Regions from separate parts of the Homo sapiens genome. Here region 1 is linked to region 2. Evidence: chromatin contacts called from ENCODE Hi-C or POLR2A ChIA-PET data. All regions are on one chromosome and are shown on one strand. The core of a region is the stretch at or near the end of the contact, and the rest is flanking DNA. Distances in the headings are between cores, read along the strand shown. Region 1 overlaps WDR70 (WD repeat domain 70). Region 2 overlaps WDR70 (WD repeat domain 70).

Region 1 (4,487 bases), core at 402-2,901, 200 kb before region 2:
TGAATTTGGCCCACAATTAGCTCACTTTTATCTGGAAAAAACTAAAACCTTAGGAAAAAGACCTCTATTTGTCAAATCACTGTTAGCTAAGTTAAAGGCCTCCTGTGATTCAGTAAGAATTTTAAATGGCAACATTAATGGTGGTGGAAATAATAATAATGATGATAATAACAGCAACAGCTACAGTTACTGAACATGTTGCTATTCAGTGCAGTAAAACATACATTTTCCAATTTCATCATTAAAAGAAAGCCTCCTGGGGTATGTGTAATTATTATCTCATTTTACAAACAAGAAAACTGAGGCTGAGTGAAATGAATGGCCCTCAGTGAATGACACCTCCTTGTATCCCCAGGGATGACAGTGCAAGGAGTGAGATGGACAGCATAAAATAACTTTTTTTCTCCTTCAAATTATATAATGCATTCTTTTTGCATTATTTTAGATTTCTCAAAAAAGTCTAGTATAAATTCAATCTAAGGCAGAAGCTAGTAGTGTTTCATCCACGAAGAGGCAATAAAAATCACCTACCAGTCACTTGTTACCTCCCTCTAGATCCAGTCATGGGGGCTGGTACATAGTAATAGCAAAAACATGTATTGGACACTCACTATGGGCTAGATATTGTCCTAAGTGCATGGAATCTAATAACCCTTTGAATCTTCTCAACTGTCCTAAGAGATAAGTACTATTATTATCCCCACTTTCCAGGGAGAGTATGGGGTGCAGAAAGGTAAGGTTAGTTACCCTAGACATGTGACCAGTAAGGGGCAGAGCCAGGATTTGAACCCAAGCAGTGTGTCCCAGGATCTGCACACTTAACGACCACTATACATGGTACATAGTACTCATGGTTCCTCTGATTTCAGGCTACCTCTGCTCTGACCCTCATTTGCAACTAAAGTGAGCCTAGACTCTGTTTGTGCAGCACCCTTGTTCTTCCCTTGCTAGGCCAGTCCTGTCACCAACCACCAACGGAATCTGAATGTGAAAAGTAGGGAAGTAAAGCAAGAGTTAGGTGTAGAATAGTGGGTTCTATTAGCACTACCACAGTTTCTGAAAACAGATAAAATTATCATCCGTTGCTAGACCCAATCTCAGGCCATAGCTAAACTGAGTCCATAAGCACAAGCTGATTGGCCTTTATTCAAGATCACACCAAGAGTCCCTAAAGTAATTTAAAACTTGGCAAATAGCACAGTTACTAACTGGCAATAAGGAAAACACACTCGCTGCTGTAGATCTCCTTAGTTGCCCTTTATATGATATCACCTTTTCTTCTTTATCTTTAACTCCTAAGTCTGGGGTAACAGGAGTTGGGGATCTTAGGCTGTCTATGTCACATAAGAAACACAAGTGTGAACACAAGTGCAGATCCCAATTCAGCTTTTAATTGAAGAGGAAAGCCACCATGCCAACACCGGAAGCACAGCGCCGTGGAATGACCTGCCTAGACGGGAGGGAAAGCCCGGCGGTGCCCCCCTTTGAAGTCCAGCTGCCTGAGATTCACTGGCAGCCGACCTTCAAAGAGAGCCGATGCTTCCTTCCCTCAGCCTGGCTGCCAAGCTTCCCGGGCAGCTGGGCAGATTTAGCCACTCTCTCCCCAGCTGTCTGTGAACGCTGGCAGCCAGTTCAAGTGACGGATAGAGAGGTGGTAAGGAAGGGAGGGTGAGGAAGCAGAGGAGAGGGTGGCGGGCCCAGTGGCGCCAGGGAAAAGAGGATGCTGGGTTTCCTTGGAGCTGACCTTATCAAAGTCAGTCAAAAAGACAAAGCTTCCAAAGGGAGTACAATCCAACTATACGACAAAGCAACTTTCCAGAGAACAGGGAGATTTCAAATACACTTTCCTTCAAAAGCTGAGTGAATCTGAAATGTACTCATCTAAAGATAACCCAATTGCTGCAGAAAATAGTCCTATCTCTACATAGGGATGTGAGAAACAAAGTCAAGGTCAAGCATCAAAATGTACAAATTTTTGACTGATTTTTATTTTCCAGCAGCATGAGTTCACACTTCTTAGAGACTTTTGGGGGTTGTTTGCTGACTTTGTTGTGGCAACCCTTCTGTTCCCCTGGCAGCCAATTGCTGAAACAACTTATCTGTTTCTGCGCCTGTGCAGCAGATGCTTGGACAAGACTGGCTTATTTAACATAAACATTACCAATGTGCTGTTATGTTTATCCTGTTGAACCCACATGCTTGGAGTAGGGAATAGTGAGTGTTATCAGCTGCAGGTACAAAGGGGATGCAGAGCAGTTCTGTAAGTGACCACAAACTCTCAAAAGAAGTCTACTCAATAACAAGACTTCAAATTTGGTAAAGTAGGAGACAAAGTGATGAGAATATAGGTGAATGGAAAGAAGAACTGAAGAGGTATAAAGAGAAAAGTAAATCATCAGATTTTCATTGTATATGAAGTCCTCTGGCAGCTATATGGCAATGAAGGAAAGATAGATTAGAAGCCAAGGAGAAAAAGGATCATACATCTCAGGAAATCTTTTCTCTGTTTAGTACAATTTGACTAAAAAAGGAATGCATGGATGAGCTGGTACACTTGACAATATGAACAAAAGACCTACATATTCGTACAGACCATCTTATTAAGTCACTAGCTACAAATTTATCTTCCCTATTCTTTAGATTGCCTTGAAACTGTATGACACAGCATCCAGCACTAAGTTCAGTGATACTAAACACATCCAATCCAAAACTTATTATCTAAATTTAAAAGTATAATGCTGATCTTATAGAAGAACAACCAATTAATATTTGCTAAAATTCACTCATTCTACAAACATTTAGGAGCCCTTGTTATGTGCAAGGCACTATGCCAGGTGTGGCAGATGTCAAGATCGGTTAAATGGCTCCTTACCCAACAATGAGATCTGTCTAGAAAGGGAGGCAAACATTCAAAACAAATATCTACAATAAATTGTACAAAAAAATGGCAATATCCATAAACTGTATAGTAAAAACACCAAGAAAAGGTCAACTTTATCATGGTAGTATAATATTAATAGGTTCAGAAGGAATAGAAGATGGGAAAAGAAGTCAGGTAAAGCCTGGTGAGGATGCTGGATCACAGTCTTTGAAAGTTAAGGAGGAGATCTCTAGGGATACAAGGAAATACTACTCCACTAGAGGACACTGAATAGAAAAGTCTTAGAAGTGTGAAATAGCACCTTACTTTTGGATCTATAGGTAGGACTCAATAACAGACCAGGAGCAGATAAAACTGGAGAGCCAGAGATCAAACCATTAGTGGCTTCATATGCCCTTCTATGGAGTTTAATTTTTCAACTTGTGGGTAATGTTGATTTTTTGAAGGGATTTAAGGACAGAGGAGTAATATTGTCATAAGAGTATTTTAAAAGATCACCCTGCAGTGGTGGGAAAGATGAATTGGAAAAAGGAAGACTGAAGACAGGGAGGATGAGTCAAGAAACATCTGCAGTGTTCTAGGTGAGGGCTTGAGCTGTGTCATTAATGGAGGAGTAGGTAAGACAGCAATTTAAATTGCAGTCGGTGGCTTTGGTATGGGCAGTTCCAGCTAATTTGTGAAGTGGATGTTGCAAATATAGTCTACTCTGGGTAGAAACCTGGCAATAAAAAAAGTTAGAGTTGGAGAAAGCTTTTGTTAAATAAAATAAATAAAAAGCAGAAACTTGAGCATATTTTCTAGGAGCCAGTAGGGATGAAAAGGATAAAAATACAGGAAAGGGAGTAACTGATAGAATTAGGGCTCAAAGGAAGCAGGAAGGACATAATCAGGCACGCAGGTGGAAGGATTAGTGGGGAACTACAAGAGAAAGACCTCTTCCTTGGCGACTGCAGGGAAGGAGGCTGAGAGACCACAGCAGTATGCGCACAGAGATACATACAAGGGCACAAAGTCTACCAGAAGTCCGGCCTATTGTCCCTATTTTTCCAAGTAAATGAGAGGAGATAATTGAGTAGGAAATGGGGGTTGTAACGTAAACCAGAGAAGAGTTGGGGAAGTTTGAAAACACCCAATGAGATGAATGACAAGAATTAACTGGACATAGAAAAAAAGAGACTGCCAAGGCCAGGAAGGCCCAAAAGAAAATAAAAATCATAAATCTGGAATGGCACTACCCTGCAAAACTGTGGGCTTTTTTTCAGGTCGGACTTAAGAGCCAGAGCAAGGAAGCAAGGAAATCATATTACTGGGATAGTCGAGTAGAAAACAGAAAATAAAGCACAGTTTAAAATCTTGGTAAAATATGTATTACAGAAATCAAATAATCCTTTGCCTTTTCTCCGAGTACTATGTTCTGGAGTTAACTGGTTTAAATTTGCATTTTTGGCTCAAAAGTCAAAACCGCAGTCAGTATAATGCAACTTTAACTTTTGTAATGCTCTATTACAAAACTAAAACCATTTTCCCTTTTTAAAATCACTTTGTTAAAGAAAGTGCCCTCATAATAACAAAAAATGAGTATAAATATTTTGTTTATTATGAGGAC
Region 2 (4,995 bases), core at 133-2,632:
AAAAGTGACTTGCAGTCACAAATATAAAAATGACTACTCAAGTGAACTCCTAAGGTAAAAATTCGTTATTCACCATGCTCCAAAATGGTCTGTAATATTCTTCAGAGATGGCATGGTAAAGTACGATACAAGGGTAATATTAACAGTATGCTGTCACAGGTGCCATTCTCTTAAAAAAGAAATCCCAAAATAAATATAAATGGAAAGCAAATAATTAAACACATTAAATAGAGATTATTACAAAAATCCATAAGGAATTCTGGTGGAGAAACAACTTAATAATCAAAATCCCAAATATAAAATTTATCTATCAAAAATGAAAATGCTGACATACAGTTTCTTGCAAAAAAAAAAAAAGTTTAGAAATTTTTTTAATATAAATAAATAAGAACATCTTTTTAAACAAAATCTTAGGCTGTTGAGTCCCATTTATTTTCTACACCTCTAATTCCAAAGCTGAGAAACAAATGGATACTTCAGAAAAAAAAAAAAAAAAAAACTCATGACAATTTGTCTTTTGGACACAGAATATAAAGGAAAAATAAAATCTATGTCTATCTGGCCAGACCTCAATAGAATTTTTCGTCCTAGCTGGTTCCTAAATCCAAATCAGATACTTATCAATAAAACTGTTTTTCTGCACAGCTACTACTAGCTAGAAACTGCTCCTCCAAATTTATACTGACCCATTTCTTCTAAAATGTTGAAATTCTAGCTGATAGTTTTTAAAAAACCATTCTTAATGTACTGATTCCAGAGTACTAATTTCAATGGCCAAGAAAATTCAAAAAGATTTGGAGTGGTCTCTGAGATTAGAATGTGTGACAATGTGAAGCATTTCACTACAATGTCCAAGATTAAAGTGTCAAAGCAGATGAGGAAATGAAACTCCCAAAACAGATGCCCATGAGAAAGGAGCCCAGAAAAGCAAAAGGGGCCACAGCCCAGGACCTTACAATAAAGAAAAGTGGCTCTGGCCCCATGGTATCCTTCCTGAAACACTGGGAAAGAATGAAGTCCTTAGCAAAATTCTGACCAGGATCCCAAATTTAAATGTAAGCTTGTAAGGAAAACACCTATGGACTTGTGTTTAAATTTGTCCATCTAAGATATAAAATTACAAGTTTGACCAAATGTGCCAGTTGTCCACTTACTGTCTCTCAGCTCCGAATTCATCCTTTCCTGTCTACTCTGCAGAAATGAACTTGGACCCTTTAAACATTTTTCCTTTGCTAGCTGGCATGATGTTAGATCGACATTGTAAGAGGAGATTTTCCTCTTCTTTCCAAGAGTCTTGTGTGCTCCTCTTGGCAGGCTTCTGTACTGCAACACAGCTTCTCCAGTGTCCAGATCCAGCACCCGTGCAGTTTGCTCCACTGTCAGGCTCCTGAAGTGCACAGCAGTCAGCAGCACCCAGTATCTTCCATCAGTACCTCCACAAGGCAGTATTATAGCAGAGTGATTCTGATGAGACAGATTTCTACCACAGCAACTTCTCTTCATTCAATGAGCCACAGCCATGCCCCCTCAAACAGGGTCTGGATCTTAATCTCAGAGGCCCTGGATGTTGTATCTCAACCCCAGGGGTTGATGCTCCTTTTATCTGTTATTCTTATATTCCTTAGAGTTCTCTTTACTTTTTACTAGCCAATCCTCATTGCTCCAAAACCCTATTATAGCTAGCAATTCTTCGTACTGATCTTTCCTTGTTCAAATTACATGTGATTTCTCTATTCTAATCAAACACTGACTGATAGATCAAATTTCAGGCAATTAATCAAACTGAGAAAATTATAGGGCATTATGTCTAATTTGTTATTTTATATATTAGCAAACACATAAGATCTGATAATCAGAAAGTTCAGAGCGCTAAACCAAAGTCTCTAAAGAAAGAATGGAATGAATCAGTTCACAGGATATATGCTTGTTAATGCTACTCCCATTTGGGGGAAGTGTAATTTTCTCCAGTAACCATGAAAAATAAGAGATCACTTTGTTTCTTCTGATGATTTATTTTTATTTTAAAACAGAAATGAAAATCTAAAAAATATAAAAGTTTAAGAAGACAAAGTAGAAACAGTCAATGGCTCCATTTCTCTGGCAAACTAATAACCAAACTGTTCTATCTACATTTGGTGGGAAACCCAAAATTTCAGTGATCCCACACTAATATTCACATTGTTTTTCTGCTATATAGGAACACTTTTAACATTTTCCCTCTGTCTCACTGTTTGTCATGTACTCTCTGTAGACTACTTTGCCAACATTAAAATGAAATGTTCAGCATCAAGCTCATCATTCCTGTCTCACTTCACTCTTAAGTCTGCTAGCCACAGAGTTAAAAGGACAGGATTAAGAGTCATTAGACACAGTACTAAGGAGAATTAAAGGGGCTGTTCAAGGGGCATAACATCTGCTCCTCAAATTCCTGCCTAAACAACGAAGATTCCGATCAAAGAGAAGAGAGAGAAAGCCAATCTAACCAGTAAACCGGAGTCATGAGGAAGTGAATGCTCTCTCACGGAGTAACTCTTGACACCAGAGGAAGGCTTAGTGACATTGCACAATTGTTTCTGTGAAGTTATTCATGGGGCAAGTGGAGTATATGAGTAGAAGTGGAAGGGAATGGGAAGGTGAAGATTGAGGATCCTTTTAAGTAGTTTTTGCTCAGCTAGCAAAACAAGCTGGGACATGCAAGACAGATAAACACAGCTGTTTGGGGCTGTCACTTGGGGCTCAGGAGCCAAGGTGTCCTGCTGTAGTGAAAAGTGCACTGGAATGTGAGTCAGGAGTTCAGGGATCCAAGTCCTCATTCTGCTGCTAACTAGCTGCGTGATGATGAGCAAGTCTACTGGCTTCACTAGACTCAGTCTTTTTTTTTTTTTCGATACAGAATCTCACTCTGTCACCCAGACTGGAGTGCAGTGGCACGATCTCAGCTCACTGCAACCACCACCTCCTGGGTTCCAGCAATTCTCCTGCTTCAGCCTCCTAAGTAGCTGGGATTACAGGTGCGTGCCACCATGCTGGGCTAATTTTTGTATTTTTAGTAGAGACGGGGTTTCGCCATGTTGGTCAGGCTGGTCTCAAACTCCTGACCTCGTGTTCCGCCCACCTTGGCCTCCCAAAGTGCTGGGATTATACGCATGAGCCACCACGCCTGGCCTTAGTCTCCTTATTTCATGGAAAATGAGGAGACAAGACTAGATGGCAACACTATACAGAGATGCTCCTGAACCCACAGAGTTGACGTACTAGTTAATATAACTTTGCTGAGTCCTGGTTTCCTCCACTGAAAAAAACATGAGAAATAATACTTTTTATAAAATTGGGTGAGGATTAAAAATAATATACATAAAGACACCTAGTACAGTAACTGAAACAAGTAATTATTATTATTACTACTTTATTTCCAATGCTAAGATTATTTGAGGGGTATAAAATCTTGGTAGCCAAATGCAATGTTATTTCAAATGCACTACAAGTTAGTATATGTTTAGTACATGTCTTAATTATTGCTAACCAAAATACTCAAGACTTACAAATTAAGGACTTGGGCCGGGTGCGGTGGCTCACGCCTGTAATCCTAACACTTTGGGAGGCCGAGGCGGGCGGATCACAAGGTCAGGCGATCGAGACCATCCTAACTAACACGGTGAAACCCCGTCTCTACTGAAAATACAAAAAATTAGCCAGGCGTCATGGCAGGCGCCTGTAGTCCCAGCTACTCAGGAGGCTAAGGCAGGAGAATGGCATGAATCCGGGAGGTGGAGCTTGCAGTGAGCCAGGATCACGCCACCGCACTACAGCCTGGGCGAATGAGCGAGACTCTGTCTCAAAAAATTAATTAATTAATTAATTAAGGACTTGCAAATGTCACCCAAAAATGTAAAAATATATTTTGTCAATATAAGGTTGATTCTCCAGAGGGTGCAAAAAAAGAATATAAATAAGAAATCCTTAAGAATTTGGAAATAGGAAATATATAAGACTTCTAAGGAAAAAGAGCTGAGGACTTCATCAGACTTCCCTACTCCAAATGCCAAAAGAAATAACCTAGAAAAATATTAAATCAGGATAAATGAAAGGACTACTGAAAACTGGAAATTATCCAGAAATTTCTAGTAGGAAAAGATCAGAATGATTAGGAAAGCACCTCCCAGAAAGAGTGCAACAGCCTCATATGAAACTACCCAGAAACCATGAAGTCCATGGGTGGTTCGTTCTCAAAGCAGCAAGGATGCCCTTATGGAAGCAGCTGTCACAAAAATTAGGCAGCAGGCACAAAAAACAATGTGGAAGAGACAATATAGGGTTAATAAAACAAAGATATATAGTCAAAAACCTACTATCTTTCCTAAAAATACAGCATACAGGCCGGGAGCAGTGGCTCACGCCTGTAATCCCAGCACTTTGGGAGGCCGAGGCAGGCAGATCATGAGGTCAGAAGATCAAGACCATCCTGGCTAACACTGTGAAACCCCATCTCTACTAAAAATACAAAAAATTAGCCGGGTGTGGTGGTGGGCACCTGTAGTCCCAGCTCCTCAGGTGGCTGAGGCAGGAGAACGGCGTGAACCCAGGAGGCAGAGCTTGCAGTGAGCGGAGATGGCGCCACTGCACTCCAGCCTGGGCAACAGAGTGAGACTCTGTCTCACTCTGTTGCACAGTTTACAACAACAAAACTATAGCATCCATCACATAGAGGAGAGACTCCCCAACACACACACAAGGATTACTCTCAGCCCCAGCTCCCTCAAACTTCCTAAGATCACAGACACATTCCACTGGCCACAAGCAGTGAGGTTAAGAAGGTAAGGAGATACAAGAAGAATCTTTTCAGCCTGTGTCTCACCAGGCAGAGAGCGTAAATAAGAAGAGCAAAATAATAAGCGGTTGTGAAGAGCTTTTACAGTAGGGTCAGCAAACTTTATGTGAAGGACCAGATAAATATTTGAAGCTTTCCAAGCCATATATGATCTCTGTATCATATTC

The links. A loop is a pair of places that touch in the nucleus more often than their neighbours do. ChIA-PET counts read pairs that join two places held with the same protein, here RNA polymerase II (POLR2A).
Region 1: a map of psoas muscle shows a loop between it and region 2 (5-fold over the local background). The contact joins two enhancer-like sites. A Hi-C loop is called at or near these places in 1 of 168 maps with a recorded cell type or tissue (psoas muscle). POLR2A ChIA-PET finds 5 or more read pairs at or near these places in 2 of 52 experiments (AG04450 and activated T-cell).

What each region holds. Positions count from the first base shown.
Region 1 is chr5:37,663,100-37,667,586 of GRCh38, reverse strand. The region is part of intron 10 of WDR70 (WD repeat domain 70); the gene reads right to left. Among named protein-coding and RNA genes, the nearest start is that of GDNF-AS1, 170 kb to the left of the region's middle. RefSeq lists a silencer at 1,526-1,820. Within about 2 kb of position 1,651, at least 8 of the 41 ENCODE cell types and tissues checked have a DNase peak (open chromatin) inside an H3K27ac peak, as active enhancers do.
Region 2 is chr5:37,461,163-37,466,157 of GRCh38, reverse strand. The region is part of intron 7 of WDR70 (WD repeat domain 70); the gene reads right to left. Among named protein-coding and RNA genes, the nearest start is that of WDR70, 84 kb to the right of the region's middle. Within about 2 kb of position 1,382, at least 2 of the 41 ENCODE cell types and tissues checked have a DNase peak (open chromatin) inside an H3K27ac peak, as active enhancers do.